7 separate regions of the Homo sapiens genome follow, and regions 1, 2, 3, 5, 6 and 7 are each linked to region 4. A link is a loop called in an ENCODE intact Hi-C map of the cell type or tissue named here. Cell type or tissue: heart right ventricle. All regions are shown on one strand. Region 1 overlaps CEP250 (centrosomal protein 250). Region 2 overlaps CEP250 (centrosomal protein 250). Region 3 overlaps CEP250 (centrosomal protein 250). Region 4 overlaps PHF20 (PHD finger protein 20). Region 5 holds the start of LOC124904891 (a long non-coding RNA gene). Region 6 overlaps PHF20 (PHD finger protein 20). Region 7 holds the start of LOC124904980 (small nucleolar RNA U13).

Region 1 (4,000 bases), 410 kb after region 4:
CTTTGCTCTCCTCTGCATTGTAAATGTTCCTTTTGCTCATTTCAGACCTACATTTGGGAGCTGATCCGTCTTGCTCTCAGTTAGGGCCCAGCCCTTCTGTGGGGACCAGGAAAATCTTTGCTCACCTGGAGAAGCTGCTGGTTCAGCCCAACTTTATCTAACGCCAAAGCCTCATTTAAGGCACTGAGCTTGACAGCTGCAGCCCGAAGATCAGCTACTTCTGTCTTCAGGGTGTTTTCAGAACTCGACAGCTCTGCAATTGACTGCTCTGCCTAAAAAACAAAAAGGATTAAAGAGTTTCATATTTCCAATTTTCCTGGAACAGTAAACAGTTCACATTCCCAACACTGCTGCTTTTTGGTACAGAGATCAGTTAATACTCCATTCCCTCTCCTGCATTCTAAACAAGTTTTCCCTTCATTCATTCATTAAGGAGTGAGACAGGACCTCACAGTATAGAGATACCAAAGTTAGGATAGAGAAATGACTATGATTGTAATGATGCCACAGAAAATGTAAGCACAAAGTGCTCTGGGAACTAAAAAAAATATTAATATAGTTTGGAAGAGTCAAATATGCTTGGTAGAGGAGTTGACGATTAAGTTGTGTACTGAGAGATGAGGAACAGTTTGCACATAAAGGAAGAGGAAAGAAGTAGTGCAGAGAAAGGGAAAAGTACACGCAGAGTATTAGAGTCATGAAGAACATGGAATAACTGAGAAGGCAATTACTGCTGTGGCAGGAGCAAAGGATATGAGGTGTTAGGATGGGTTTTGCAGTAGAAGGGGAGGCTAAAACACACTTTGAGGCACATGACAAAAAGCTTTGAATGTGGCACCACAGAGCTAGAAAGCCGTTGAATGGTTTTAAGAGACTGACATAACCAGGTATATACTTTAGAAAGCCCATTCTAATTCCAATATAGAGGGTATGTTGGAATAGAGAACCCAGAAGCAGACTAATGATTGAGGAAAGATGAGGGATCCTGGCTTGAAGGTGAAGAATGAGGCAGGCTGCATGGGAACACACTTTCGAAGCCGCCCACCCAGCAAGTGAGGAGAGGAGGCCACGCACCCTAGCCAGCGCTGCGGTCACTTCCGTTTGCTCTTGCCTCAGTAACTCCCCTTCCAGGTGACTTGACTCCAGGGCTTCCCGAAGAGTGATCAGTTCACTGAGTGATTCTGACTGTTTGGCTTCCAGGCCCATCAGCATCTCCTGACTAAGATGGGAAAGAGAGGGGTCTAGAGGAACTCTTAGGGATGGGCCATAACCCCAAAGGTAACAGGAATATAATCACCTTTGCTATGCAACAGAATGAGGATGGTCTATAAACACTGATAAGGAAAGATTTCTAAGACATGTCAAGTGAAAAAAATCAAGGTGCAGAACAGTATATACATGATACACTACCTTTTATGCAAGAAAGTGGGGGAAGAAAGAATATATGCCCGTATTTGCATGAAGGAGCACTGGCAAGATAAACAAGAAGTCAGCTAAAATGGTTGCCTAAAGGGGGAAGGGAAATGGGATGGAGAAAGCACAAATGAGAGTGAGACTTCTCTGTGTATCTTCTTAGCTCACTGAAGCCTCAAACTCCTGGGGGCTCATGTGATCCTCCCATCTCACCTTGCCATGGCTACAGGCACATGCCACCACATTCAGCTACAGCTAATTTTTTGTTGTTAGGGGTTGTCTGCCCTTCTCCTTGGTACAGGGAGATCATTCTTAGCACAAGTCATGACCCTTATGGCAGCCCTTCAAGCTTCCACTATTCATGCCTACCAGGTACAAGGAACTGGGGCACAGGAGAGGAGGGAAATACAGCAAAGATGAAGATATATCCCTGCTCCCAGTTATTAAAGACCTACCATATGCCAGGTTCTATGCTGGCGTTTTCCAAAACATTGCTCTCATCTTCCCAGCAACCCTTCAAGGTAAATATTATCATCATTCTACAAATAATCTGTCCATGTGACAGAGCCATAATTTAAACTAAGCTTCTGCCTAGCTCAAAGTCCTTGCTTTTTCTGTGACATCATATAGGGGAATTTACAGATTAGCTGGGGCCATTGATTCTGGATTTCCCTTTCTTGACCAGCTAGCACATTTCCCACTACTTCCCTGTATAAGTCTTACCCTTTAGCCAGCCCAGCCTACTCTGAACATGCCATGAACCTTCCTGCCGCCTTTTCTTTGCTAATCTGTTCCTTGAGCTCTTCTCCCACTCTCTGCTAACCAAATAGGTAAAGGCCCAGCTCAAAGTCTACTCTCTCCTCCATAAAGCATTTCCTAGTCTTCAATAATTAGCTGTCACTCCTGTGCTCCCAAAGGACTTGGTCTGAAACTCTATTTAACTCATACTTCATCCAGCCTCATGTCACAGTGAGTTGTCTGTCTTCTGGCAAGTTCCCTGAAATCAGGGCTTTTGTCTTATTCATTTCTGTATCCCCCTCAGTGTCTCATCCCATATGGGTGCTCAACTAAGACTTAACCAACCACGAACTTTCCATATTCATCTTTCTGCAAAGGAAGAAGCAGCAAGCTAATCTGAACCCACTGCATGCCAGACTTCTACATACTCTACTTTGTAACAGAGGGGAGTAGACGGGGAGGGTGTAGAATTGAAGAAAGACCAGGGCCCAGCGAGGAGGAGACTAGTCTCACTTACAGACGCTCCCTCTCCCGGACAGCCAGGTGCAGCTCCTCCTGCTGTTCCTCCTTCTGGCCCTGGGCAGAGTCCCCCTGCAGCTGAAGCTCCACATTTACCCTTCGCAGGCGCCATGCCTCCTGCTCTAGCACCTCCAGCTGCTGCCGCAGCTCTTCCCTGGCCTTCTGCAGCAGCTCTCGCTCCCTGGAAGAAGGGAATCAGAGATGAGCAGAGACCATAGGACCTAAAATTCTTTCTGGAAGCAGGCATCACAGGGCCAAGAGACCCTGTTTCAACATCCCATCTTCTGTTTCTAGTGCGAAACTTTTTTATCATCACAAAGACTCCAACCCCAAAAGCTTGTTCTGGAGAAACAAGTGAAACACTGGGCAAAACAGCCCTGAGTCTCAAGGAGAACAGGATCAGCACCCCAAAAACCTGATGGGAGTGGGTAAATGGCTGGATGGTGACTGAGACTGAGACCAGGCTGGGAGGGTGGGATGAACAGCCCGTCTGCTCACTTGCTGAGAGAGTCCACCTCTCCCTGGAGGTCCACAGTCTGCCCTGCCAGAGTGTCCCGCTCCCCAGTGAGCTTCTGCAGCCGCTGTCTCAAGGCTTTGCCCTCTTCCTCCCACTGATCATGCTGCTGTTGCAACAAGTTCACAGCCTCTTGACAGCCTGCAAGCTGCTGCCTTAGGTCCTGTGGAGAGAGAGCAAGAGAAACCAGATGATGAACAAGGGCAAAGGAGGGATGTCAGAACCCCGAAAGTGGGGCTGGAGAAGGGGGTCGGGGGCTGGTGCAACAAAAGAAAGCTGAGAAGGGAGATGCAACTATTCAAGAAGACAGGCCATCAGAGGTCATTGGGCTTCTGTGGCTCTAGATTCTTAGAGTTCGTCATCTCCAAATGTACAGTGGCATGGGGGAGTGGTAAGTGTGCCTAAGACTCTCAGAGTTGGAGAACGTTGACCCAATAATCTCCCAGGGCTCTGGTTCCCAATCTTTGCATACTGTTATGCAAAGATTGTACACAAAGTGAAGCATGCCATTGGCGTGGAGGATGTGCCTGCTACTCACAAGCACAATTCAGCAGACATAGGCAGATTTACTCTGGGATATTGACAGAACACCTCATGACTGGTCAAAAAAGTGAAAGGGATAGTCCAGGCTAGGGAGGTACCTGAGGCACAAACCAGTTTAGACACAAACCCCTGTGACTGAGGTGGAATGCTGAGGGTTCCTACCTGCACAGCCTGGCGTCTCCGAGTCAGCACTGAACGCACCAGAGTAAGAGCCTTGTCTGCATCCTGGTAATCAAACTGGGAGAAGATACTAGAGTCCAATTCCAAAGAGTT
Region 2 (4,000 bases), 420 kb after region 4:
GGAATTAGAGGGCTATGGCTGAAGTCCACATTAGCCCTCAGGGCAGAAGTTTCCCATCAGCCTTCTCCACCAACTGGCCAATCACCCAGGTCAGAAAGTTTGGGGTCCATCACCTCTGTTGCTCCTCCTCCAATCGGACCAGCAGCTCATCCAGGTTTGGCTCCTCCACATTTTCCCACCTCTGGGGGATTGGTCCCTGCGCCAGACAGAGACAAGCCTTACTTACCTCCAAAGAGAACATCACTCAGACCAGTTCCCTAAGGCTCCCTTCCATGGCAGTCCACTTTCTTTTTATTCTTTCTCCCCTTTGTTAGCAATATGCTTCTATTCTCAATCACTGCATCCCTCACTCCAAAAGTAAACTGATGACCTCTCCTGAAAGACGGCCTTCAGTAGTAAATAGAATCTTCAACTTAAGAAGTGATGTATCTTTCACTAATGGCCTTAACTTCCACTACACTAACGGTTTGACCTTGGGAAGTGACTTAACTTCTTTCATTTTTTTTTTTTTTTTTTTTGGAGACAGAGTCTCGCTCTGTCGCCCAGGCTGGAGTGCAATGGCACAATCTCAGCTCACTGCAACCACCGCCTCCCAGGTTCAAGTGATTCTCCTGCCTTAGCCTCCCAAGTAGTTGGGATTATAGGCACCTGCCACCACACCTGGATAATTTTTGTAGTTTTAGTAGAGATGGGGTTTCGCCATGTTGGCCAGGCTGTTCTTGAATTCCTGGCCTCAAGTGATCCACCCACCTCAGCCTCCCAAAGTGCTGGGGTTACAGGCATGAGCCACCACACCCAGCCTGTGAAGTCACTTAACTTCTTGGAGCTACAGTGTCTCCAGCTACAAAATGAAAGCGGTATATCGTTCCCTTCAGAAAGTTGCTGTGCAGGTTAAGAGACACAATTATAGATGCTCCTTGACTTATGCTGGAATTTCATCCCATAAATCCATCATAAGTTGAACATAAGTTAAAGGTGTGTTTTCAACTTACGACGTTTTCTTTTTTTCTTTTCTTTTTGAGACAGTCTAGTTCTGTTGCCCAGGCTGGAGTGCAGTGGCATGATCTCGGCTCACTGCAACCTCTGCCTCCTGGGTTCAAGTGATTCTCCTGCCTCAGCCTCCCGAGTAGCTGGGATTACAGGCACGCACCATCATGCCCGGCTAATTTTTTGTATTTTTAGTAGAGATGGGGTTTCACCATGCTGGCCAGGTTGGTCTTGAACCCCTGACCTTGTGACCCACCCACCATGACCTCCCAAAGTGCTGGGATTACAGGCATGAGCCACTGCGCCTGGCTGACATTTTCAACTTATGATATTTTCAACTTAACAGTGAGTTCGGGCCAGATGCAGTGGCTCACACTTGTAATCCCAGCAGTGGGAGGATTGCTTGAGTCTAAGAATTTGAGACCAGCCTGGGCAACATAGAGAGACCCTGTGTCTACAGAAAATAAAGAAAATTAGCCAGATGTTGAGGCATGTATCTGTAGTCCCAGCTACTTTTTGGGAGGCTGAGGTGGGATGATCGCTTAAGCCCAGGAGGCTGAGGCTGCAGTGACTCATGACTGCACCAGTCCACTCCAGCCTGGGCGACAGAGTAAGTAGGACCCTGTCTCAAAACAACCAACCAACCAAACAAACAAAAACCAACCAAACAAGCAAGCAAAACAACCCCAAACAATGGGTTTATCCAGCTGTAACCCCATCATAACCCAAGGAACATACTGAATGCATATAGCTTTCACATCATCATAAAGTTGAAAACTTGCAACCATCCTAAGTTGGGGAGGACCATCTGTATATGACAGTGCCTCATGCTGCCTGGACTGCATTGAGGGTGCTCAATAAGTTTTGGTTCTTTCCTTCCTCTGAGAGAACTTTTCTGAGGAAAATGTGAGGAGGTACTGAGAGGCAGCTGGAACAAAGGCAAATAAATGGGTTTTTCAAAGCCAGTTCTAATAGCACAGACATCCCTTTGCTGCAGACATGCTGTAGGCTCGCAAAGGCCTGCATCTTTCTAAAAGAAACACTGACACCTGCTGGAGGAAACATGCACTTCTTCCTGCTAATCCCACACTCCTTCCAATCTAATTTACATTTCGTCCTTTGAAAACCAAGGGTTGGAATCTGACAGGCCAGCTAGGTCCAATGAAGATATCAGTGTGATAAACCTCTCAGAGGCTGAGAAAGAGAGCCTTCCACCAAACACCTCACTTGTACACTCCAACCTCCCTCAGTCAACAAATGAAACCTAACAAGTATATTCACTGAGGACCCAGGGGGTGCAGAGAGCTCAGCCTCACTCACTCCAGTGGCTTCTAGCCGCTTCTCCAGCTCTTGGCACCAGCTTCGGTACTGCAGCACCTGCAGCAAAAAGAACAGGCCCTGGGCAATGAACACAGCTGGCACAAACAGCCCAAAGCAAAGGCCCCTGAGGATCTTAGGCAAACTTGCTATGAACAGGGGAAATGGGTGGTGACAGTAAGGTAAGGCCATAACATCTTATAGTTTCTATTTGGGCATTTTTTTCTTTTTTGAGATGGAGTCTCGCTCTGTGTCCCAGGCTGGAGTGCAGTGGCACAATCTTGGCTCACTGCAACCTCCGCTTCCCAGATTGAAGTGATTCTTCTAACTCAGCCTCCCGAGTAGCTGGGATTACAGGCATGCGCCACCACACTCAGCTAATTTTTGTATTTTTAGTAGAGACAGGGTTTTGCCATGTTGGCCAGGCTGGTCTCAAACTCCTGACCTCAGGTGATACACCTGCCTCGGCCTCCCAAAATTCTGGGATTACAGGCATGGGCCACCGTGCCTGGCCTTATTTGGGCATTTAAATAATACTTTCTATATGAGCGAGACTCTGTCTCAAAAATAAATAAATAAATAAATAAATACTTTCTATATGCCTTTTATATCACAGAGGCAAGATCATGGGCTTTGGCTCTAGACTAGCTGAAGAAACCTGGATAATTAACTTAACCCTTGTGAATTTCATCTTTAAAGAGATATATTAGCCAAAAGTGGTGGTGTACACCTGTGGTCCCAGATACTCCAGAGGCTGAGGCAGGAGGACTGCCTGAGCCCAGGAGGTTGAGGCTGCAGCGATCTGTGATCATACCACTGCACTCTAGCCTGGGCAACAGAGCAAAACCCTATCTCAAAAATAAAATTAAATTAAAAGGATATAATACGTACCTCATGGAGCAGTTGTGAGCATCAAAAGAGAAGCTGTACATGAAAGCTAGAAGGTCTGGGTCTTATCTCACCATGCTAGATGTAGGCCACTCCCACCACAAGACTCTGCCTCCTGCAACCCTTATCTCACCTCAGCACCTAGCTCTGGGGGTTGTTCTCTTTCCCCTCCCCAAAAGGGCAGCTGCCTCACCTTGGCCTGCAGCTTCCTCACAAGGGTTGCTTGTCTCTGCTGGGCCTCCTGGGAGTTCTTCAGCTTCCGCCAGGAGGCTGCCTGATTCTCTGCCATCTGCTGCTGTAGTGCCAGCACCTGCTCTTCCAGTACCAGCTGCAGTGACTGGGGCTTCATGTTGTTCAACCCAGGGCTTCTTGTCTCCATGAGGGCACCAGGTGGTAGGCCCACAGGTCCCTAGGTAGCCAGAGGGTGTTCACGCCCAGCAGGGTCTCTAACCATTGCCATGCCACTTCAACCTCCTCTTGAACTGGGGACCAAAGCACATAGTCAAATGGAAAGGACTGTTCTTTTACTACACACAAGACTCCTCAGAACCTTTAAAATACTAAAAGGGACCCTCATCTCTGAAGGGCGCTATGATGAGCATCATTCCCCAAATTTAACTGACCATGAGACAAGCTCACAGGACTAGTGTCTCCTGGCATGACTTTTGGAACTCTGCACTAAACCAAGAGCTCCTGGTTTATCACTGCATCCTTAGTTCCTGGCACAGTGGTTCAGAAACATTTGTTGAATGAATCGCTGAAGGTGTTCTTAGTCTAGCAGGGGAAATAGACACAAACTATTACAATA
Region 3 (4,000 bases), 370 kb after region 4:
GGCTGGACTGCCAGGGACTCCTCCCGTCTGCTGGATTCACCATTCTGGTTATACCCTGCCACATGTGACAAGGTCAGGAAAGGAGGCTCCGGCCTCATGCCCTTAGGCAAAGTTGGGTCCCCCCTGGATGACACATATTCCTTCCTTCACACTTCCCCACTTCAGGTCTCTTTGGGTCTGGAGCTGATGAAAACAGCAGTTGTCACCATTATTGGTGGGACACTCCACAGAGGCAATCCTGCTACTGGGCAAGGAAAGTGTACTTTAGAAAGCCGGAGTGGAAGATCATCCACAAGCTCGAGTGTGAGGGCAAGAGCACAGTCTACACTTGAACTGAAGGCCAGCCCTGCTCTGAATATCTGGTGGGGAGGGGAGACCCTAGGCCGAGGTCTATAATGGAGCTGGGGGGCTCTTGAGGGTTGGATGGAAAGAGAAGAGCAAATACAGATTAGTCTAGTCCTGAATAAAGACCCTGCTTGGCAGCCTCTAAGATGTCTTTCAGCTGCTGGAACCTCTCTGAGGCCCAGAAGGTATGTGGGGCCTAAGGCCCTGGCTCATGACCTACAGAAAATGATGCTGAGAAGAAACTCTAAGGTAAAAAACAGGGACCCTCTGTCAGCCCGAGCCTGAGAACCAGGGCTGGAGGATGTAACAAGTGAACAACCAAGAGAAGTCTTGTCTCTGACAACTCCTAGCATAAAAATGGCCTAAAGGGCCGGGCGCGGTGGCTCATGCCCGTAATCCCAACATTTTGGGAGGCCGAGGTGGGTGGATCACCTGAGGTCGGGAGTTCGAGACCAGCCTGATCAACATGGAGAAACCCTGTCTCTACTAAAAATACAAAATTAGCCGGGCATGGTGGCACGTGTCTATAATCCCAGATACACAGGAGGCCGAGGCAGGAGAATTGCTTGAACCCAGGAGGTGGATGTTGCCACTGGTGAGCCGAGATTACGTCACTGCACTCCAGCCTGGGCAACAAGAGCAAAACTCTGTCTCAAAAAAAAAAAAAGGAAAAAGAAATAAATGGCCTAAAAGCCAGGTAAGGATTTTAAGCTACAGGGAATCTGACTGGAAATAGGGACCAGGACAGCATTTCTGGGGCCCCAGATCTGTTTCTGGGGTTTCAGAAGTTTTCACTAAGCATCTGTTGCTGAGCTGCATGTGTAGGTTTCTGGAACAAAGCTCTAGTCGCTGTGAACAGCCCCATTTCCACTCTGTGTGGTGCAATGAGACATAATGGGGCTGAGCCCCAAATTAGGAGGTCTGGGTGAGTGGGTGCTGCTCTTACCCCTCCCAGATTCTTGGCTAGGTCTCAGTTCCATCCCCAGGCTTAGTAAAGAGGAATTCCAGATTATGGTGGGAGTGCCAGAGGAAGGTAATGGCCTGCTTCTTTAAGGAAAACTGTTCTGGTTGGGCATGGTGGCTCACACCGGTAATCCCAGCACTTTGAGAGGTTGAGGTGGGAGGATCACTTGAGCCCAGGAGTTTCAGGCTGCAGTAAGATGTGATTGTGCCACTGCACTCCAGCTTGGAAGACAGGACAAAACCCTGTCTCTTAAAAAAATTAAACAATTTTTAGGCTTTGAGGAGGTTGCCAGCAATAGGTCTTAAGCCTGTGAGCTGGGTTCTGTCCAGCCTCCACTAGGACCAGTCCATGGGTGAGAAGTTCCGCCATAGTCCATCCTTCTGATTGGCTTGACACATGGTTGGACTACAGGCGACCAGATCAGTTCCAGCTGATATGCCCAGGAAGCGACATCTCAAGGACATTCACCCAGAGTAGAAGAGGAATGAGGCCATGTGGAGCTTCTGAACTCAGAGACTCTGACTTTAGCTAAAGGTCAACGCTGTGTTTTTGAGGCCCCAGAACTTCTTTTAACCCTCCAAAATCTCCCCGCTCAACCCACCCAAGCTCAGCCCCAACCCCCTGCCACAGTCAGACCAGTCTTCTCACTGTGTGCTTGGCAACACCTCCAACCCCACTCCATCTTTCAAGGGCCAGTTCGTGCCTCCCTTCCTCAGCCCCTGGAATTTCTACAGTTCTTCTAGTCAGTACACAGAATTGCCTCTGACTCATAAATGAGTGTTAGCCTGTTCTCATCAACTGGACTGTAGGCTGTCTGTGGACAGGGGCTTTGTCTTGTGTGTTCTCTGTAACCCTTCCCTATCACAGTGCATGGTGTACAATAAATGCATGCTACCTCAACAGGAATCTTTGGCAAGTTCTTCCCAGATAAACTCCCTTGATGTGGTGCTGCCACCCAGCTGCACAAGTGGAGACAGCAGCAGAAAATGAATGCAAAGATCCCAGGGTTTATTGTTGAAGGAGAAGATGAAGGAGGTGGTGAAGTGCTAGGAAAATAAATTCTAGATGAGAGGCAGTACATGTCCCTCAGCCAGGGCAAGGCACCCCTCTGGGTGATTCCATAGGGAGCAAGCAAATGCAATTTGCCTCATTCCCAGGTGAGTTGGGGTCCTCCCCAGGGTTGCAGATTTACTTCCTCTTCCTGGGAACACCCGCCGACCTGGGGCTCCTGGGTGCCTAACAGAGCCAGGCTTTTCCTTTGGCAAACCTGTAGGTGTGCGGAGGGGCCATGACCCATGACACAGTCTTCTGTCTGTGTGCTCCTGGCTGTGGCTGCTACCTGGAGGCGGCTTGGGTAGTGCTGGGGCTGGGGTGTAGCAGGACTGGCCCTGGGGATGTCAGACTTTGAGTCAGGGACTCATCCAGCCTGCGGGTCTCTGCCTCCAGGACAGTGGCCTCAGGGGCCTGGGCCACGGCAAGAAGTGAGTGTGAGAGGCTGTGGTGCAGGCCTGCTAGCTCACGGCTGGTCTGTGCTGAGCGGGTGATGTAGTCCTGCTTCTGCTTCCGCTCCAAAGTCAGCTGAGCTTGCAGCAGGACCACCTGGTGGGCAGGAAAAAAAAAAAAAAGCGAGAGCAGCTGAGGGCCCTGAAGTTGTCCCAGCTCTTCCTGCTCTGTGTTCTCTGAAGCTCGTTGGCTGATCATCTGAATCAACTCTACCACATACACGAATCTCAGAAACAGGCTGTAGAGAGTTTAGAGGAAGGGCCCTTAGGAATTCTAGAATCCAGTGATTCTCAATCCTGGCTGCACATGTGACTCAAATAGCGCGCTTGAAAACCACAAAGCTATTCATCAACTTCACTGAAAGATAATTTACATGTGAAAAATGCCCAGTTTTAAATGTACATTTTGATGAGGCTGATAACAATATATACTCAAGTATAACCACTATCTGACTTTTTTTTTTGAGACAGAGTCTTGCTCTGTTGCCCAGGCTAGAGTGCAGTGATGCAATTTTGGCTTACTGCAACCTCCACCCCATCGGGTTCAAGTGATTCCTGTGTGTCAGCCTCCTGAGTAGCTACGATTACAGGTGTGCACCACCACGTCCAGCTAATTTTTGTATTTTTAGTACAGACAGGGTTTCGTCATGTTGGCCAGGCTGGTTTCAAACTCCTGACCTCAAGCGATCCGCCCACCTTGGCCTCCGAAAGTGCTGGGATTTCAGGTGTGAGCTACTGCACCTGCTTTGACTTTTTAATAAAATAGAAAAACATTCTGAGTTTAATAGAATTCAAAGTAATAGCTTAGGTCTAGCTACAGAGTCAGGCCCTGCCAGTAGTGACTACTGATTTCTGAAATAGGCTCAGAAATAAAAAGGTAACACTTATGATTCCTGCAACTTGAAAGGGAGAGTGGACTTTTAGTTGAGGCCTAAGAGGCAGGAAGGCTCTTCAAGTCACTTCTCTGCGAGTGGCGGCTTGAGCTGAGCTGTGTGGCCTGGAGCTTGTGCTGAGCTGTGTGGCCTGGAGCTTGTGCTGGTGCCTGGCTCCTCTGTCTGGGGCACTGGCAACAGTCTTGGCTGCGAGGGCACCTCTGAGGGCAGGGAGGCCAGGATGGCTTCCCTTGCTCCCACCTGTCCTCCTAGAATCTTCTGCCTGCTCCTCAGCCCTCTTCCTATTCCTTTCCCTT
Region 4 (4,000 bases):
TCCTGCCACAAATGACTATCTGCTCTACCTCATCATCAGCACTTAACATCTGCTCCTGGATCCTGTTATTTGTCACTTCTCCAGCCAGGGGAAAAGAGCCACTTCTCATTGTCATGTGTTCCCTCAGGACCAAGGCCCAACACAGTTGCTATTCTTGTCGGCAATCACGCCATGTGGCCCAGCAGTTTGATACCTTTTTGATATATATTTCACATAATATAATGAATAAAATATTTTTCATGTCTATGAAGGAATAATTTTTTCAGCTTGAAGCATCAAAAAGCAATCAAAGATTAGCGAAGGCCAGGCACAGTGGCTCACACCTGTAATCCCAACACTTTGGGAGGGTGAGGCAGGCGGATCACTTGAGGTCAAGAGTTCAAGACCAGCCTGGACCAGTCTCTACTAAAGCTACAAAAAAAAAGCTGGGCATGGTGGTGGGCACCTGTAATCCCAGCTATTTGGGAGGCTGAGGCAGGAGAATCACTTGAACCCAGGAGGCGGAGGTTGCAGTGAGCTGAGATCTCATCAGTGCACTCCAGCCTGGGCAACAGAGTGAGACTCTGTCTCAAAAAAAAAAAAAAAAAGTATTTACTGACATAATCTCAAGATTATAATTTTTTGGCATTAAAATAAATAATGATAGAAACAGATTATAACCCATAGAACGACATAAGAATCCATGAGCCCATGCAGATAAACAAACAAGGAAAGGAAGGAAAGAAGTGAGATTAAACCCCCCTAAGGCAGAATATAAACTAATACATGTTGAAAGAATGATGAAAGTTAGATATCACCATTTGGCAGCCATCACAGTAAAAATTGTTTCAGGCAAGAAATACCAGTAGATGCTAAAATAATGGGTGAAAGTTTGATGAGGAAATAAGATATTTACATAGTCTCAATGTTTCTCTCACAAGAAATGTATTCATTATAAAGGGGGTAATAACAGCTTTATAGTAGAAAAAGCTGGTAGATACTACCTTAGGTAAGTGATAAAAGTTAATGTCACCAGTAAATGGGACAAACAGGTTTTCATGTGCTTCCTGATAGAATGCACCTGAAAAGGTCACAACATCACTTACGTGGTATTTCTGTGGAAAGTGAATAACCCAAATCAAATTATGAGGATACATCAGAAAAACCCAAATTGAGGGATATCATATTCAGAAATGTAATGTCAAGGTCATAAAAGACAAAAACTGAAGATCTCATTTTTAAAAAGTAAAAAAAAAAAAAAAAAAAAAAAAAAAAAAAAAGCTTATTCCCCTGTCCCCCACTCCAGTAAAAAAAGTAGAAGACTGAAGGTCTGTTTCAGATTAAAGAAGACAAAAGAAATATGACAGCTGAATTCAACGTGTGTATCTGGATTGGATCTTGACCAGAAATAAAAAAAATTTACCCCCATTTTTTCCACAAAGAACATTATTAGAACAAATGGCAAAGTTTTTAAAAGGTGTTGATTTTGATTATATTGTGGGAATGAAAGAGGATGTCCTTGTTTTCAGGAAATACACACTGAAATATTCAGGGCTAAAGGTCTGCAATTTATTTTCAAACAATTCAAAAACTACATTAAAAAATCTGGGAGAGGGCTGGGCATGGTGGCTCATGCCTGTAATCCCAGTACTTTGGGAGGCCAAGGTGGGTAGATCACTTGAGGTCAGGAGTTCGAGACCAGCTTGACCAACATGGTGAAACTCCATCTCTACTAAAAGTACAAAAAAAATTAGCCAGGCGTGGTGGCGTGTGCCTGTAATTCCAGCTACTCGGGAGGCAGAGACAGGAGAATTGCTTGAACCCAGGAGGTGGAGGTTGCAGTGAGCCAAGATCTCATCACTGCACTCCAGCTTGGGCGAAAGAGTGAGAATCCATCTCAAAAAATGAAATAAAATAAAATCTGGGAGAGAATAATAAAGCTAACATGGTAAATTGCTAGCAATTGGGGAATCTATATTTTCCAACATAGGGAAAGGTATAAGGGAAATCTTTTTGCTATTTTTGCAACTTTTTTATAAATCTGAAATTATTTTTTGTCATTCTTTTAACCCATGCTACATAGATGTATAAGTCTAAATTATTTCAAAATAAAAACTTCCTAAAAATATATTCAGGAAAAAATATGCATCTACATACGTAGGAAAAATACTTTGAAGCCACAAATACTCAAGTGGAAGGAAAGGAACCACACCGACATATAGTCCTGGTGAACATTTCAAGGCTAGCCCCTGGAATGCAGATCTCTGCACTCAGCCCCCACAGAAATCACTGAGCACTCATTCCACAAGGTGGCAGAGCTGCCCCAAATGCCAGAGTTAGGTTGGAACAGCTAGCCCTAGACTAGATGTGTTGCCCTCCCAGCTCCTCCTCCTCCTGCTGCCCATGAGCCTCCTTCACACCAATTTCTCAGATTGTGACTCCATCTCGGTTTAAAAACGCAAGACTATGGCACCGACTCAGGAAAGCAACACTAAACAGTGACTAACGCAGCATCCCAGCTTCCAGGGACCTGGCTGGATGCTTCTGAAGATGGTCATGGTCCCGCCCTATTTCCGCTTACTTACGTTAATACATTCCTGGTGAATGAGTTCTCAACAACCTCCCTTTCCCCCAGCAATCTTTCTGGATCGTCCTGTACTCACACCACTAAACCTATGTTTCCAAAGAAACACCAGAAACACCATTCAGTTTCCAGATCAAGACATTTTCCACAACTCAAAGAATTCAAAAGGCACCACCCAGTCCTGGAGTACTGACATCACTTGTACCACACACCACCCTCCAAATCTAGCCACCCTACTAAGCCTCTTACTCTGAGTGTACACACTGCTTTAATGAGTGCCCCGAGAGCAGAAGTTTGCATCACATACTGTGCAATGCCCCTAAAGGCAGGGACTCTGTTCATTTCACTTGATTTATATAGCACCCAGCATCTTATCAGATGGAATTAGGCACTCAGCAGGAAAACAACAGTTACAGACTCTGGGCCAGACACACTGGCTCACACCTGTAATTCCAGCACTTTGGGAAGCCGAGGCAAGTGGATCGGTTGAGCTCAGGAGTTTGAGACCAGCCTGGGCAAAATGGCAAAACCCTGTCTCTACAAAAAATACAAAAATTAGCCAGGAGTGACGGCGAGTGCCTGTGGTCCCAATGATTTAGGAGGCTGAACAGTGGGGAGGATCACTGAAGCTCTGGAAGTCAACACTGCAGTGAGCCGTGACAGCGCCACTGCATTCCAGCCTGGATGACAGAGTGAGACCCTGTCTCAAACAAAAATTTAATTTAATTTTACCAACCTCTACAATACTGACCATTAGGAAGTGTGCCACTCTAGCTAACTCACTCCTTCATGCCAAATATTAGGCTCTTTGTCTGTAAAACAGGGAGAATTAATAGGGAAAAGTTAGAAAGAACTTAAATATCTTTCAGCAGGGGCTAGGTAAATAAATTATGGAACATCCATACAATGAAATAAATTATACGTAATTGTTTTTGTTTTTGTTTTTCCAGAGACAGGGTCTCACTCTGTTGTCAAGGCTGGAGTGCAGTGGTAGGATCATAGCTCACTGCAACACCGAATGCCTGGGCTTAGAGAGATCCTCCCATGTCAGCCTCCCGAGTAGCTGGGACTACAGGCGTGTGCCACAATGCCTAGCTAATTATATTCTTTTTCTTTTTTCTTTTTTTTTTTTTTTTGAGACAGAGTGTCGTTCTGTCACCCAGGCTGGAGTGCAATAACGTGATCTTGGCTCACTGCAACCTCCGCCTCCCACGCTCAAGCAATTCTCCTCTCTCAGCCTCCTGAGTAGCTGGGACTACAGGCACACACCACCGCACCTGGCTAAACTTTTGTATTTTTAGTAGAAACAGGGTTTTGCCATGTTGTCCAGGCTGGTCTCCAACTCCTGACCTCAGGTGATCTGCCTGCCTTGGCCTCCAAAAGTGCTGGGATTACAGACTTGAGCCACTGTGCCTGGCCTAATTATATGTAATTGTG
Region 5 (4,000 bases), 280 kb after region 4:
TCCCAGGGTTAAGAGTCTGTCCTGGGATCAGTGAAGTCAGCCACAAGGTCAATAACTGGTCCTAGGATCAGTGGGATCAGTTCAAGGGTCAGGGGTCAGTCCAAGGCTCCAGGAAGTCAAGGGATTGCCTGGAGATGGGTGATGGGTTCCAGGCATGTCCCTTGAGGGTCTTTCCTATCAGGCCTGGGGAGGCCCAGCTGGAGCGGCGGGCAGTGGCTCTAGGCCGCAGGCTAGCTCGAAGTCTAGGCCAGCAGGACGATGAAGAGAATGAGCTGGAGCTTGAGCTGGAGCAGGACCTGGATGATGAGCCTGACGTGGAACTTTCTGGTGTTATGTTCAGCCCCCTCAAGAGGTAACTTGTACCCACGGCACACCTGCTCCCACACCCATCTGCCCTCACAAACACACAGTCCCAGGGGGTGTGGGAAGGGTGGATTCTCCAGTCACTTGCTCATAGGCATAGACACTGCCATGTTCATACACATAGTTACAGTGGCTCACACACATGCAGGGGATGAAAGCTTGATGAGGGCAAGATTTGTCTCTTCACTACAGCGTCCCAGTGCTTGGGACAGTGTTAGCTCATAGTAGGTACTCAATAAACCTCTGTTGCATGAATGAATGGTTTCGGGCTCCAGGAATGAGTCAAATTGTGGGTGCAGGGTTGAGATGGAGGCAGCAAGACATGACCTGAAGGACCTGGAATCCAAAAATTCAGAGGGAGAGAAAACATCATTCCCAGCACCAAGCAAGTGTGTGTGTGTGTGTGCGCGCGTGTGCGTGTGCAGGGGAGGGACCAAGTGAGTGCTAACCTTAAGCTTCTCTCCAGCCGCGCCAGGGCCCTGGCCCATGGGGATCCCTTCCAGGTGTCCAGAGCTCAAGACTTCCAGGTACTACTCTTTTTCCAGGGCCTAACCCTTGGAAGTACTACCTCTTCTGGCACGCATGTTCTTTCCCTCCACCCAGGCAGGTCTGGCTTCCTTTCCTCATCCTTCTGTACCTCTCAGGTGGGAGTCACTGTGCTGGAAGCCCAGAAACTGGTGGGAGTCAACATTAACCCCTATGTGGCCGTGCAAGTGGGGGGGCAGCGCCGTGTGACCGCCACACAGCGTGGGACCAGTTGCCCCTTCTACAATGAGGTGGGTGCCACCACAGAAGAGGGCGAGCCTGACAGAATGGGAGGGGTTGATGTGAGAACTATTCCCGGAGCGGGTGAGGCCTAGGTGGAAATGGAGCCAGATGCTGGGCCTATGGGTTGGGGTTGGGGGGTTGCTGATCCAGGAAAAGCTTGCAGTGAGAGGGTTGGGGGTGGGGGAAGGAGGGTCTTCTGAGCAAGAGACCTGGGTAAGCTGGCAGGAGCCCTTCACATCTGACCTCTCATCCCCACTTCAATTCAGTACTTCTTGTTCGAATTTCATGACACGCGGCTTCGTCTCCAAGACTTGCTGCTGGAGATCACGGTGAGTGGGGTAGGGGTGACCAGTGTCCTTCAGAGAAGGGGGGATGAGAAAGCTGCAGGACTAACACCACCTTCCCCCAAGGCTTTCCATTCGCAGACCCTCCCCTTTATGGCCACCCGGATAGGCACCTTCAGGATGGACCTGGGCATCATCTTGGACCAGCCAGGTATGGAATCGTCCCCTTATTGAGACTCTGCACGGACAAGGGCCCTAGAGATTGACCCTGCAGTGACTCCGCATGGACCCCTATACACTCACTTCGGAGAGGGCCATCTCTGGCGGAGGCTGAACTCTTGGCACTTCCGCCCCTCCCTGCTGAGCCAGAGAAGCCCTGGCCATTGTCCGTCACTCCGATAGCCTCACGGCCACCCTGTGCGTCCCGCCGGTCGCCCCTTACCCCTGGCTCGCCCCTTCGCCCTTAGATGGCCAGTTCTACCAAAGATGGGTTCCGCTGCATGATCCCCGAGACACCCGCGCCGGGACCAAGGGTTTCATTAAGGTCACCTTGTCCGTGAGGGCGCGCGGGGACCTGCCCCCTCCAATGCTACCCCCGGCCCCAGGGCACTGTTCGGACATCGAGAAGTGAGCCGGGGTGAGGTGGGGAGGAGGACATGGATCCGGGGGTGGCCGTGGGGCGCGGATAAGGGGAGGGGCCGAGATCCCAGTTTCTCCCCCCCCGCTCGGTGCCCCCTCCCCTAGGAACCTGCTCCTGCCGCGCGGGGTGCCCGCCGAGAGGCCATGGGCGCGGCTCCGCGTGCGCCTGTACCGCGCCGAGGGGCTTCCCGCGCTGCGCCTGGGGCTGCTGGGCAGCCTGGTCCGCGCCCTGCACGACCAGCGCGTCCTGGTGGAGCCCTATGTGCGGGTGTCTTTCCTGGGGCAGGAGGTAAGTCCCTCCGGGGCCCACGGCGCCGCGGCTCCGGCCCCGACTCCGCGCTGATCTCCCTTCTCCTGTCTTTAACGCCACCTTCAGGGCGAGACGTCGGTGAGCGCCGAGGCGGCGGCGCCCGAATGGAACGAGCAGCTGAGCTTCGTGGAGCTCTTCCCGCCGCTGACGCGCAGCCTCCGCCTGCAGCTGCGGGACGACGCGCCCCTGGTCGACGCGGCACTCGCTACGCACGTGCCGGACCTGAGGCGGATCTCCCATCCGGGCCGCGCGGGTGAGCGCTTCTGGCCGCGGCAAATCTGGCCTCACTCGCCTCGGTCCATAGGGCTCCATAGGGCCCATTCCCAACCGCAAGCCCCATCCTCGCGACCCCGCTCCGCCTAGGAGGGCTGGTCCGCCCGCAAAACAAACTGCTTCAAGCCGCCCCCAGACTGTGAACCCCACCATCGGTTTGGCTCCGTTGGCAAAATTCTGACCACAACCGCCTGTCCAGTAACCAGCCCAGTCCCACCCTTCTACAGCTGTGCACACGCTGACACTGCCGGTCCACTCCTTTCCCCGACCCCCAGGCCTGGCCGATCGCCCGTAGCTCCGCCCCAATCCCGACCCCGCCCCCAGGGCTCAGGCTGCGTCCCCCGAGGCCGGGCTCCCGCGATTTCCAGCTCCTTGGGGCGCTGAGCTGTTTTGGAGGCGCCCCAGGTCGTGTTCCACAGCGGCGCGTCCGCAGCTGCTGGCCAACTTCTTCCGTTTCAGAGCGGCTTAGCCCCCCTCCCCTGCCCTCACCCCCGAATACTTGGAGGAGATCAGGGTGAGGTGCAGAGATTTACCAGCACTCGCCCTCCCCACGCTCCCCTCCAACACGCTTCTCTTGTTCCCCACAGCGGGGTTTAACCCTACCTTCGGCCCGGCCTGGGTGCCCCTCTATGGCTCGCCCCCCGGCGCGGGGCTCCGGGATAGTCTTCAAGGTCTCAACGAAGGCGTTGGCCAAGGCATTTGGTTCCGCGGCCGCCTTCTGCTGGCTGTGTCCATGCAGGTGTTGGAAGGGAGAGCTGAACCTGAGCCTCCCCAGGCCCAGCAGGGGTCCACGTTGTCCCGGCTCACCCGAAAGAAGAAAAAGAAAGCCAGAAGGGATCAGACCCCAAAGGCGGTTCCGCAGCACTTGGACGCCAGCCCCGGTGCCGAGGGGCCTGAGATCCCCCGTGCCATGGAGGTGGAGGTGGAGGAGCTGCTGCCGCTGCCAGAGGTGGGGGCTGGGGGGTAGCAAAGGGGGCGGGGTCACCTCAGCTCTGGAAGGTGGAATCCACTCTCAGGCATTAAACACCACGACAGGGGTCTCAATTTGGGGGCCTGGGCGAAGAGTGAGGTGTGTGCCCACATGGGCTCTGGTATATGCACACATGTTGTGGGAGAGAGGACCCATACCCAGGGCCAATGCTGGGGCCGGGAGGAGGGAGAGGGAGTAAGAAACCTGCAGTGACTTCCAAGCCTTGGTCGCACTTCTTTCTGTGGGCAATGCGGCCAAGCATAGTCCAGGCTGTTCCCTGGGAGAGTAGGTGCTGACTCCAGCCTGATGGCCTCCCCCAGAATGTCCTGGCGCCCTGTGAAGATTTCCTGCTTTTCGGTGTGCTCTTCGAGGCCACCATGATCGACCCCACCG
Region 6 (4,000 bases), 56 kb after region 4:
TAATAGATACAGGGTTTCAGTTTGGAGAGATGAAAAAATCAGGCCGGGCACGGTGGCTCACACCTGTAATCCCAGCACTCTGGGAGGCCGAGGCAGGTGGACTGCCTGAACTCGGGAGTTTGAGACCAGCCTGGGCAACATGGTGAAACCCCGTCTCTACTAAAATACAAAAAATTAGCCAGGCATGGCGGCATGCGCCTGTAGCCCCAGCTACTTGGGAGGCTGAGGCAGCAGAACTGCTTGAACCCAGGAGGCAGACGTTGCAGTGAGCTGAGATCGCACCACTGCACTCCAGCCTAGGTGACAGAGCGAAACTCCATCTCAAAAAAAAAAAGAAAAAGAAAAAATCTTGGGCTGGGCGTGGTGGCTCACACCTATAATCCCAATACTTTGAGAGGCCAAGGCAGGAAGATTGCTTGAGGCCAGGAGAGACAGGGTTTCCACGTTACCTAGGCTGGTCTCAAACTCCTGGGCTCATGCAATATGCCTGCCTCAGCCTCCCAAAGTGCTGGGATTATAGGCATGAGCCATGGCGCACGGCTAAGGCCAGGAGTTTGAGACCAACATAAACAACATAGTGAGATTTTATCTCACTATGAAAAATTTTAGGTCAGGCTCAGTGGCTCATGCCTGTAATCCCAGCACTTTGGGAGGCTGAGGCAGGTGGATCACCAAAGGTGAGGAGTTTCAGACCAGCCATGGCCAACATGGTGAAACATCATCTCTACTAAAAATACAAAAATTAGCCAGGCGTGGTGGCACAAGCCTATAATCCCAGCTACTCGGGAGGCTGAGGCATGAGAATCACCGGGAGGCAGAAGCTGCAGTGAGCTGAGATCGCACCACTGCACTCCAGCCTGGCAACAGAGTGAGAATCTATCACCAAGAAAAAAAGAAAAAAGAAAGAAAGAAAATATTTTGGAGAAGTAGGCTGGTAATGGTTGCAGAACAGTGTGAATGTATTTAACGCTACAGAACTGTACTGCACACCTAAAAATGATTAAAATACTAAATTTTATGTTGTATGTATTTTACCACAAGCATATACACAAAGCACTGCTGCTTCTGCCCTGCACTCTCTCAGATTCCCTGTTCTAGGGTAAGTCAGGTGCTACATCGTGAGAACATTCTAGATGTCTATGGAGAGGTTCACATGACAAGGAACTGAGGCCACCTGTCAGGAACCAGCACCAACTTGCCAGCCCTGTGAGTGAGCCCCCTTGGATGCAGCCTTTATGAGATCCTGGGCCAGAAGCCCCCTCAACCCCCCATTACGCCGCTCCTGAATTCCTGGCCCATAGACACCTAGAGAATAATAAATGTTTATTGTTTTAGGACACTAAATTTTGAGAAAATGTGTTACACAGCACTAAGTAGCTAACAAAGTTGCATTTTGCTAGACTGCTTTGGTATCTAGAAATGGAGTCTATCAATAGTTTATAGGTTAGAGGTGCCAGTCCTCATGTTTTCAGGTTTGAGAAACACTGCTCTAAGCTACAAGATAAGCCAACATGTCCTAGGGCTCCACCAAGGGAGAGAGAGGGCTGTAAGACAGTAAAGCACTGCCACTGCTGGCATGACTCCATGTGCACAGCCAGAAGGCAGAGAACAGTACAGGTCTAATTCAGGGAAACAGTGTTGACATGCCTGCCCTATATGACCTTAAGCCCCAGGAAGGCTTGCCGCTCAGAGTCTTGCTGCATCTGTGTAAAATTAAGCTGCCTAATACTACATACCGTGCACGTGCTTAAACTAGAGCAGCCAGACAGTGCTTGGCAGGAATCTGTTTTGTTCCCCCCTATATACCAGAAATACTAACTAAAGAAACATCATGGGGCCGGGGAGAAAAAAACAGAAAGGATGACAATTTCCTTCCGAATTCCCACTACAACTCATCAGTGTTCACCCACATGGCTATTAGTAATTAATGAGGCTGGGCGCGGTGGCTCACACCTATAATCCCAGCACTTTGAGAAGCCAAGGCGGGCGGATCACCTGAAGCCTGGAGTTCGAGACCAGCCTGACTAAAATGGAGAAACTCCGTCTCTACTAAAAATACAAAATTAGCCTGGGCATGGTGGCACATGCCTGTAATCCCAGCTACTCGGGAGGCTGAGGCAGGAGAATTGCTTGAACCCAGGAGGCGGAGGTTGTGGTGGGCCGAGATCATGCCATTGCACTCCAGCCTGGGCAACAAGAGCGAAACTCTGTCTCAGAAATAAATAAATAAATAAATAAATAAAACTAATGAGTGCAGCTTACTCTAGGGTTTGTAAACTATCTTTATCTAAGGTATCTCACTTGATCATGCCATGAAGACTTAAGGAGTCATTATTATTACTGCCCCCTTTTTACATTCATGGAAATGGAGCCTCAAAGAGAATGACTAGGAAGAGGCACAATCAAGATCGATATCTACATCTAACTCTAAACCCGGTGAAGAGCCTTCTGCTTTTTTTTTTTTTTTTTTCTGAGATGGAGTCTCGCTCTGTTGCCCAGGCTGGAGCGCAGTGGCGTCATCTTGGCTCACTGCAAGCTCCGCCTCCCGGGTTCACACCATTCTCCTGCCTCAGCCTCCCGAGTAGCTGGACTACAGGCACCCGCCACCACGCCCAGCCAATTTTTTGTATTTTTAATAGTGACAGGGTTTCACCGTGTTAGCCAGGATGGTCTCGATCTCCTGACCTCATGATCCACCCACCTCAGCCTCCCAAAGTGCTGGGATTACAGGCGTGAGCCACCGCACCCGGCTATGAGCCTTCTGCTCTTAACTGGACTCCACATGTAAACATTCCTGCAGTCACCACATCCACATGGGTGTCTTTTGTCTTAGCCATGTAATAGTCTACTTAACTGCGTGGCTAGCCCAGAATTTGACTTAACTTTCCCCCAGAGGTTAAGCATTCAGACTGCTTCCAGATTCTTTGCTATATAAACAGTTTGTCTGCAAACATACAGCACTCATTTTACTTCAAGAATCAGAAAATTACCCAGACGTGGTGGCGCATGCCTGTAATCCCAGCTACTTGGGAGGCTGAGGCAGGAGAATCACCTGAACCCAGGAGGCAGAGGTTGCGGTGAGCCAAAATCGTACCATTGCACTCCAGCCTGGGCGACAAGAGCGAAAAAAAATCAGAGCTTGCCTCTATTCCTGGCTCAGGGCACATACCAGAAGCAAAATACTTCTATGCACAAAAGGAACATTCTAAGCCATCACCAGCCTTTGCTGGAGAGGAGATGGGGATGGAAGATATATTTAGTAAAAAACAAAAGGCTGACTATTAAACTGCAGAAAAACTGCTATTTTGAATGCCTTAACTCTTTCCCTACCCCTTCACCACTTCCATTAATCAACATCTGATATAAGAAAGGTCTTAAATTTATCTTTCCTCTCTATCTCAATCATTTCTTACCAGCAACAACTGAACAGTCAGTATGTACACATCACCCCTAAACCCCTTCTATCAGTACCCAGCAGAATGCCTGATACAGAGCCACTCAGCAAATATCTTATGACAGAATGAACACTGCCAATTTTCTGTTACTAAGAAGGATCAAAACATGTCTCTCTCCTGCTTAAATTTTCACTCTTCAGTTCAATCTCCCACCACTCCTGTTACCTCCCTGGATTCTCAGAACACACCAAGTTCTTTCAAGCCCTGAATATTTTTGCTGATGTTATTCCTTCTGCCTTCTCCCCCTGCCACTCTCTTCCTGGAAATCTTCTCATTCTTTAATTTCACTTCCTTGCATATGCCCTCAAATTACTGGCGACTCTCTTCCTCATCACAACTGCCACCCAACCCTGGTTATTTCAGACTCCACATTCTCCATTCCTGTACCCAGACAGCTAAATGTGGCTAGAGAAAACACTCAACATGCTGATGGGTCTCACTTTAAATGCATGTCTAGGCCAGGTGCAGTGGCTCACACCTGTAATCCCAGCACTTTGGGAGGCCGACGCGGGCAGATCACCTGGGGTCAAGAGTTCGAGCCCGGC
Region 7 (4,000 bases), 170 kb after region 4:
GCTGGGATTACAGGACTGAGCCTCTGTGTCCGATCAAAAAAGTTTTTTTCACAACAAAGGGTAATATGCCCTTGTAACAAAAGGCAGGCACAGCTCACACATGAATGTGAAAACCAAATCATCACACTTAGGTACTCCTAAAATTTTTTGATCCAAGTTGCATAGTAGAAGTACAATAATAGTTAATAATGGTGGGGAAGGTGGCATGTTTAATATTTTCAAGTGCTTTAAATTAGTTTTTGTGGCCGGGCGCGGTGGCTTATGCCTGTAATCCCAGCACTTTGGGAGGCCGAGGCGGGTGGATCACCTGAGATTAGGAGTTTGAGACCAGCCTGGCCAACATGGCGAAACCCCGTCTCTAGTAAAAATACAAAAATTAGCCAAGCATGGTGGTGCTCAACTGTAATCCCACCTACTTGTGAGGCTGAGGCAGGAGAATTGCTTGAACCCAGGATATGGAGATTGCAGTGAGCCAAGATTGTGCTATTGCGCTGCAGTGCTCCAGCCTGGGCAACAGAGTAAGACTCTGCCTTGAAAAAAAATAAAACTATAAATAAATAAATATAAAATAATTTAAGAAAATAGGTTTATTAGGTTCTGCAGGCCATGCAAACATGACACTAACAGCTGCTCAGAGTCTGTGGTGGCCTCAGGAAGCTGTTACTTGTGCTTCGCAAAGCCTTTACTTGTTATTGCTTGGAGGAGCAGGTGTGTCACTTGGAGAGAGGGAGAGGAAGAGAGAGGAAGACATCCTGTGAAGTAACAGAGCAAGGACCCTCGCCTATTAGCAGGGGGAGTGCACCAAGCCATTCATGAGGGATCTGCCTTGTCATACCTCTTGCCAAGTCACACTTTCCACAGTGGGGATCACATTTCAACCTGAGGTTTAGAGGGGACAAGGATCCAAATTATATTACTGTGTTCCTATTTTCCTTTACTATGTGCTATATATACATATAGGGGTCAGCCAGCTATTCATATAATTGAATGTTTTATACGTTCATCTCTGATAACCTTTTGACACATTCTTAACAGTTAAATAAATGAAGGTCTGTTAACGATTCTTTTTTACTAAAGATCCTTTTTTTAATGTACATACCTCACAACCAAGACCAGAATTGTCTTGTCAAAAGTGTTTTTGGGCTGTGTGTGGTGGCTCACGCCTGTGATGCCAGCACTTTGGGAGGCTGAGAGCGGTAGATCACCTGAGGTCAGGAGATCAAGACCATCCTGGCCAACATGGTGCAACCTTGTCTCTACTAAAAATATAAAAAATTAACCGGGCGTGGTGGCGGGCGCCTATAATCCTAGCATCTAGGGAGGATGAGGAAGAATTGCCTAAACCTAGGAGGCAGAGGTTGCAATGAGCCGAGATGGTGCCACTCATGTATATGAAACTCATCCATGGTGGAACTTTTTTCAGATGTGTGAGCTCTGTAACCTTTTAAGGTCCTGGAAACATAGTATTTTTAAAAGTACACTGTATATCTCTATCAGGAAATTAAAATTGTTAGCTTATATCTACATTTCAATAAAATGTAAGCCTGTTGCTATGTTGATAGCAAATCTGTTTAACTTACTGGTCATTAGGCTGTTACGTACGTCAATGAACTGGTGAAAGGAGAAAATTTATGAAACATAGCTCACCAATTTTATTTTTTTATTCTAGTAACTTTAGTGTGGATATTTTCCACCTTTTCTTTTTCTCCAGATAAGCCATTGTGGGTATATGTGTAAACCAAAATTTTATATATATGTAATTTATATCAAGTTATGTATTTATTTGCTTGTGTATGAAGTATTTATGTTTTATATATGAGGATTATATTGACTATTTTGTCCCTGGGCACATTTTTGTTAGAAAAGTACTAAATTCTACCTCAGGTGGTCTGCCTGCCTCGGCCTCTCCAAGTGTTGAGATTACAGGTGTGAGCCACTGCACCCAGCCAGTTTTCACATTTTCTAACCACAATCCCCATGTTCTCAAATATAAAGCTGTCATTACTTGTAATATCTTTTATTTAAACTACCACATCAACAAGCCTAATTTGCGTTAGCTAGCGTCGTCATCATGTATGTTGTGTTTGCTACTTACAGCTTGCAGTTTCTACCTTAGTATTCAGAAGTAATTATTGAATATGCTAAAAATATAAATATATTTTTAAGTATAGTTTGTATTTTAAAAATTAAAGCACTGTCTCCTGTCCTTGCCTCCCCTATCATGTAGTTTTCTGACTCAGAATGTGCCAAAAAGGCTTTGGAACAACTTAATGGATTTGAACTAGCAGGAAGACCAATGAAAGTTGGTCATGTTACTGAACGTACTGATGCTTCGAGTGCTAGTTCATTTTTGGACAGTGATGAACTGGAAAGGACTGGAATTGATTTGGGAACAACTGGTCGTCTTCAGTTAATGGCAAGACTTGCAGAGGGTAAGTGTTTCTTGCTATTACGAATGATTTACTGTGGGTATTGTAGTGGAAAAGAAAGGTAGCCATGTAAACTAAGAAAGGGAAAAAGATTTTATCTTATTTTGTAGTTGGCGTTATCCTTGGTCACACTGCATATTATTTTATAGATGATGTGCCTTGTATTAATGTATGGAAATCTATATTATGTGTTTTGAATGCCACAGTATAAGTTGCAAGATTTCTTTTCCTTTATGTAGTGTTTATATGTCATACTTAGGAATAAATTTAGTTGCAGCTATTATAATGTTACAAGTTTTTCTTTTTGTAATTTCTTATTTTTTGATGCAGGGTCTGGCTCTGTTGCCCAATTTGGAGTGCAGTTGTGCGATCCTGGCTCACCGCAACCTCTGCCTCTTTGGCTGAAGCCATCCTCCCACCCTAATCTCTAAATAGCTGGGACTAACAGTTGCAAACAACCACCACCACGCCTGGCTAATTTCTGTGGTGGTTTTTTTTTTTTTTTTTTTTTTTTTTTTTTTGTGTTGGTTGGTTGGTTGGTTGTTTTTAAGAGATGGGGTTTCTGCCGGGTGCGGTAGCTTACAACTGTAATCCCAGCAGTTTGGGAGGCTGTGGCGGGTGGATCACCTAAGTTCAGGAGTTCGAGACCAGCCTGACCAGCACGGAGAAACCCTATCTCTGCTAAAAATAAAAAATTAGCCGGTCATGGTGGCGCATACCTGTAATCCCAGCTACTCAGGAGGCTGAGGCAGGAGAATCACTTGAACTTGGGAGGGGGAGGTTGCAGTGAGCCGAGATTGCGCCATTGCACTCCAGCCTGTGCAACAAGAGCCTGTGCAACAAGAGCGATACTCCATCTCAAAAAAAAAAGAGAGTTTCACAATTGTTGCCCAGGTTGGTCTCGATCTCTGGGATTTAAGTGAACCACCTCCCTTGGCCTCCCAGAGTGCTAGCTAAGTTACAGGCGTCAACCACCACACTCGGCCCTCCTTGCAATTTATTTTAGTGAAGTGATCATGATATTAATGACCCAGGAAACTTCGTTTCTCTGCTCTCAACATAGTAGGAACTTTAAGACTATTCTTTTACAGGTACAGGTTTGCAGATTCCGCCAGCAGCACAGCAAGCTCTACAGATGAGTGGCTCTTTGGCATTTGGTGCTGTGGCAGGTAGGAATTGAATCTTTTCTAATTTTAAATCGTTTTTTCATCTAATTCGAAAATTTTCCAAATTTTTACATTTAAAAGGACTTACTGAGAATTCAATTCATCAAGTACTTATAGCCTGTTAGTTTGTAGTCTTCTATTTAAGGAAGTGGAGACATAGGGTAGAATTAACCATGCATCAAAATGAGTTGTCAGGACAGTTTTAAACCCTGCACCCCAGTTTTTAGTCGAAATTCATTGACATAAGTTTATTTTCAAATATATCAGTTTTATTGAATACTACAAGGTGTATATTGTTTGATCGAAAAAATATTTATAATATTAGAATTTAGAAAATATCAGAGGCACTTAAAAAAGCTTTACTTAAAACTATTGTAGTAGTAAGAGTGTTGAGACAGTTATTTT

Evidence for each region. Peaks named below come from ENCODE experiments on the same cell type or tissue, not always from the same donor. Only the 100,000 strongest peaks of a DNase experiment are listed, where the experiment ranks them.
Region 1: a loop joins it to region 4, with 2.8 times the contacts of the local background. A loop is called at or near these places in 38 of 110 quality-filtered maps.
Region 2: it touches region 4 in a loop (6-fold over the local background); 38 of 110 quality-filtered maps call a loop at or near these places.
Region 3: it touches region 4 in a loop (3.0-fold over the local background); 14 of 110 quality-filtered maps call a loop at or near these places.
Region 5: a loop joins it to region 4, with 2.3 times the contacts of the local background. A loop is called at or near these places in 28 of 110 quality-filtered maps.
Region 6: it touches region 4 in a loop (2.5-fold over the local background); 7 of 110 quality-filtered maps call a loop at or near these places.
Region 7: a loop joins it to region 4, with 2.5 times the contacts of the local background. A loop is called at or near these places in 26 of 110 quality-filtered maps.

What each region holds. Positions count from the first base shown.
Region 1 is chr20:35,472,721-35,476,720 of GRCh38, reverse strand. It overlaps CEP250 (centrosomal protein 250), which reads right to left. Exons shown (of 35, transcript NM_007186.6): 12 at 3,890-4,000; 13 at 3,169-3,347; 14 at 2,669-2,851; 15 at 1,075-1,219; 16 at 126-272. It overlaps CEP250-AS1 (CEP250 antisense RNA 1), which reads left to right. Exons shown (of 3, transcript NR_184017.1): 3 at 46-4,000. Among named protein-coding and RNA genes, the nearest start is that of CEP250-AS1, 16 kb to the left of the region's middle. In heart right ventricle, no CTCF peak of the experiment used is centred here; no DNase peak of the experiment used is centred here.
Region 2 is chr20:35,461,939-35,465,938 of GRCh38, reverse strand. CEP250 (centrosomal protein 250) reads right to left here. Exons shown (of 35, transcript NM_007186.6): 4 at 3,386-3,674; 5 at 2,308-2,364; 6 at 114-196. The coding sequence starts at 3,571. Among named protein-coding and RNA genes, the nearest start is that of CEP250, 8.3 kb to the right of the region's middle. RefSeq lists a silencer at 1,942-2,121. In heart right ventricle, CTCF peaks have their summits at 1,842 and 2,044 (motif pointing left); a DNase peak (open chromatin) is centred at 2,040.
Region 3 is chr20:35,510,271-35,514,270 of GRCh38, reverse strand. It overlaps CEP250 (centrosomal protein 250), which reads right to left. Exons shown (of 35, transcript NM_007186.6): 35 at 1-2,908. The coding sequence ends at 2,645. Among named protein-coding and RNA genes, the nearest start is that of C20orf173, 17 kb to the left of the region's middle. In heart right ventricle, a CTCF peak has its summit at 2,272; no DNase peak of the experiment used is centred here.
Region 4 is chr20:35,882,727-35,886,726 of GRCh38, reverse strand. All of the region lies in intron 9 of PHF20 (PHD finger protein 20), which reads right to left. Among named protein-coding and RNA genes, the nearest start is that of SCAND1, 70 kb to the left of the region's middle. In heart right ventricle, CTCF peaks have their summits at 2,087 and 2,286 (motif pointing right); a DNase peak (open chromatin) is centred at 2,326; H3K27ac peaks cover 1,926 bases.
Region 5 is chr20:35,600,149-35,604,148 of GRCh38, reverse strand. LOC124904891 (a long non-coding RNA gene) reads right to left here and starts at 2,472. Exons shown (of 2, transcript XR_007067570.1): 1 at 813-2,472; 2 at 1-699. It also overlaps the pseudogene FER1L4. RefSeq lists a silencer at 2,135-2,464. In heart right ventricle, a CTCF peak has its summit at 2,433 (motif pointing left); a DNase peak (open chromatin) is centred at 2,438; H3K4me3 peaks cover 1,638 bases; H3K27me3 peaks cover 1,764 bases.
Region 6 is chr20:35,826,255-35,830,254 of GRCh38, reverse strand. All of the region lies in intron 2 of PHF20 (PHD finger protein 20), which reads right to left. Among named protein-coding and RNA genes, the nearest start is that of PHF20, 56 kb to the right of the region's middle. In heart right ventricle, no CTCF peak of the experiment used is centred here; a DNase peak (open chromatin) is centred at 1,604; H3K27ac peaks cover 2,883 bases.
Region 7 is chr20:35,712,617-35,716,616 of GRCh38, reverse strand. It overlaps RBM39 (RNA binding motif protein 39), which reads left to right. Exons shown (of 17, transcript NM_184234.3): 11 at 2,228-2,432; 12 at 3,521-3,598. It overlaps LOC124904980 (small nucleolar RNA U13), which reads right to left and starts at 146; the gene lies at 47-146. In heart right ventricle, no CTCF peak of the experiment used is centred here; no DNase peak of the experiment used is centred here.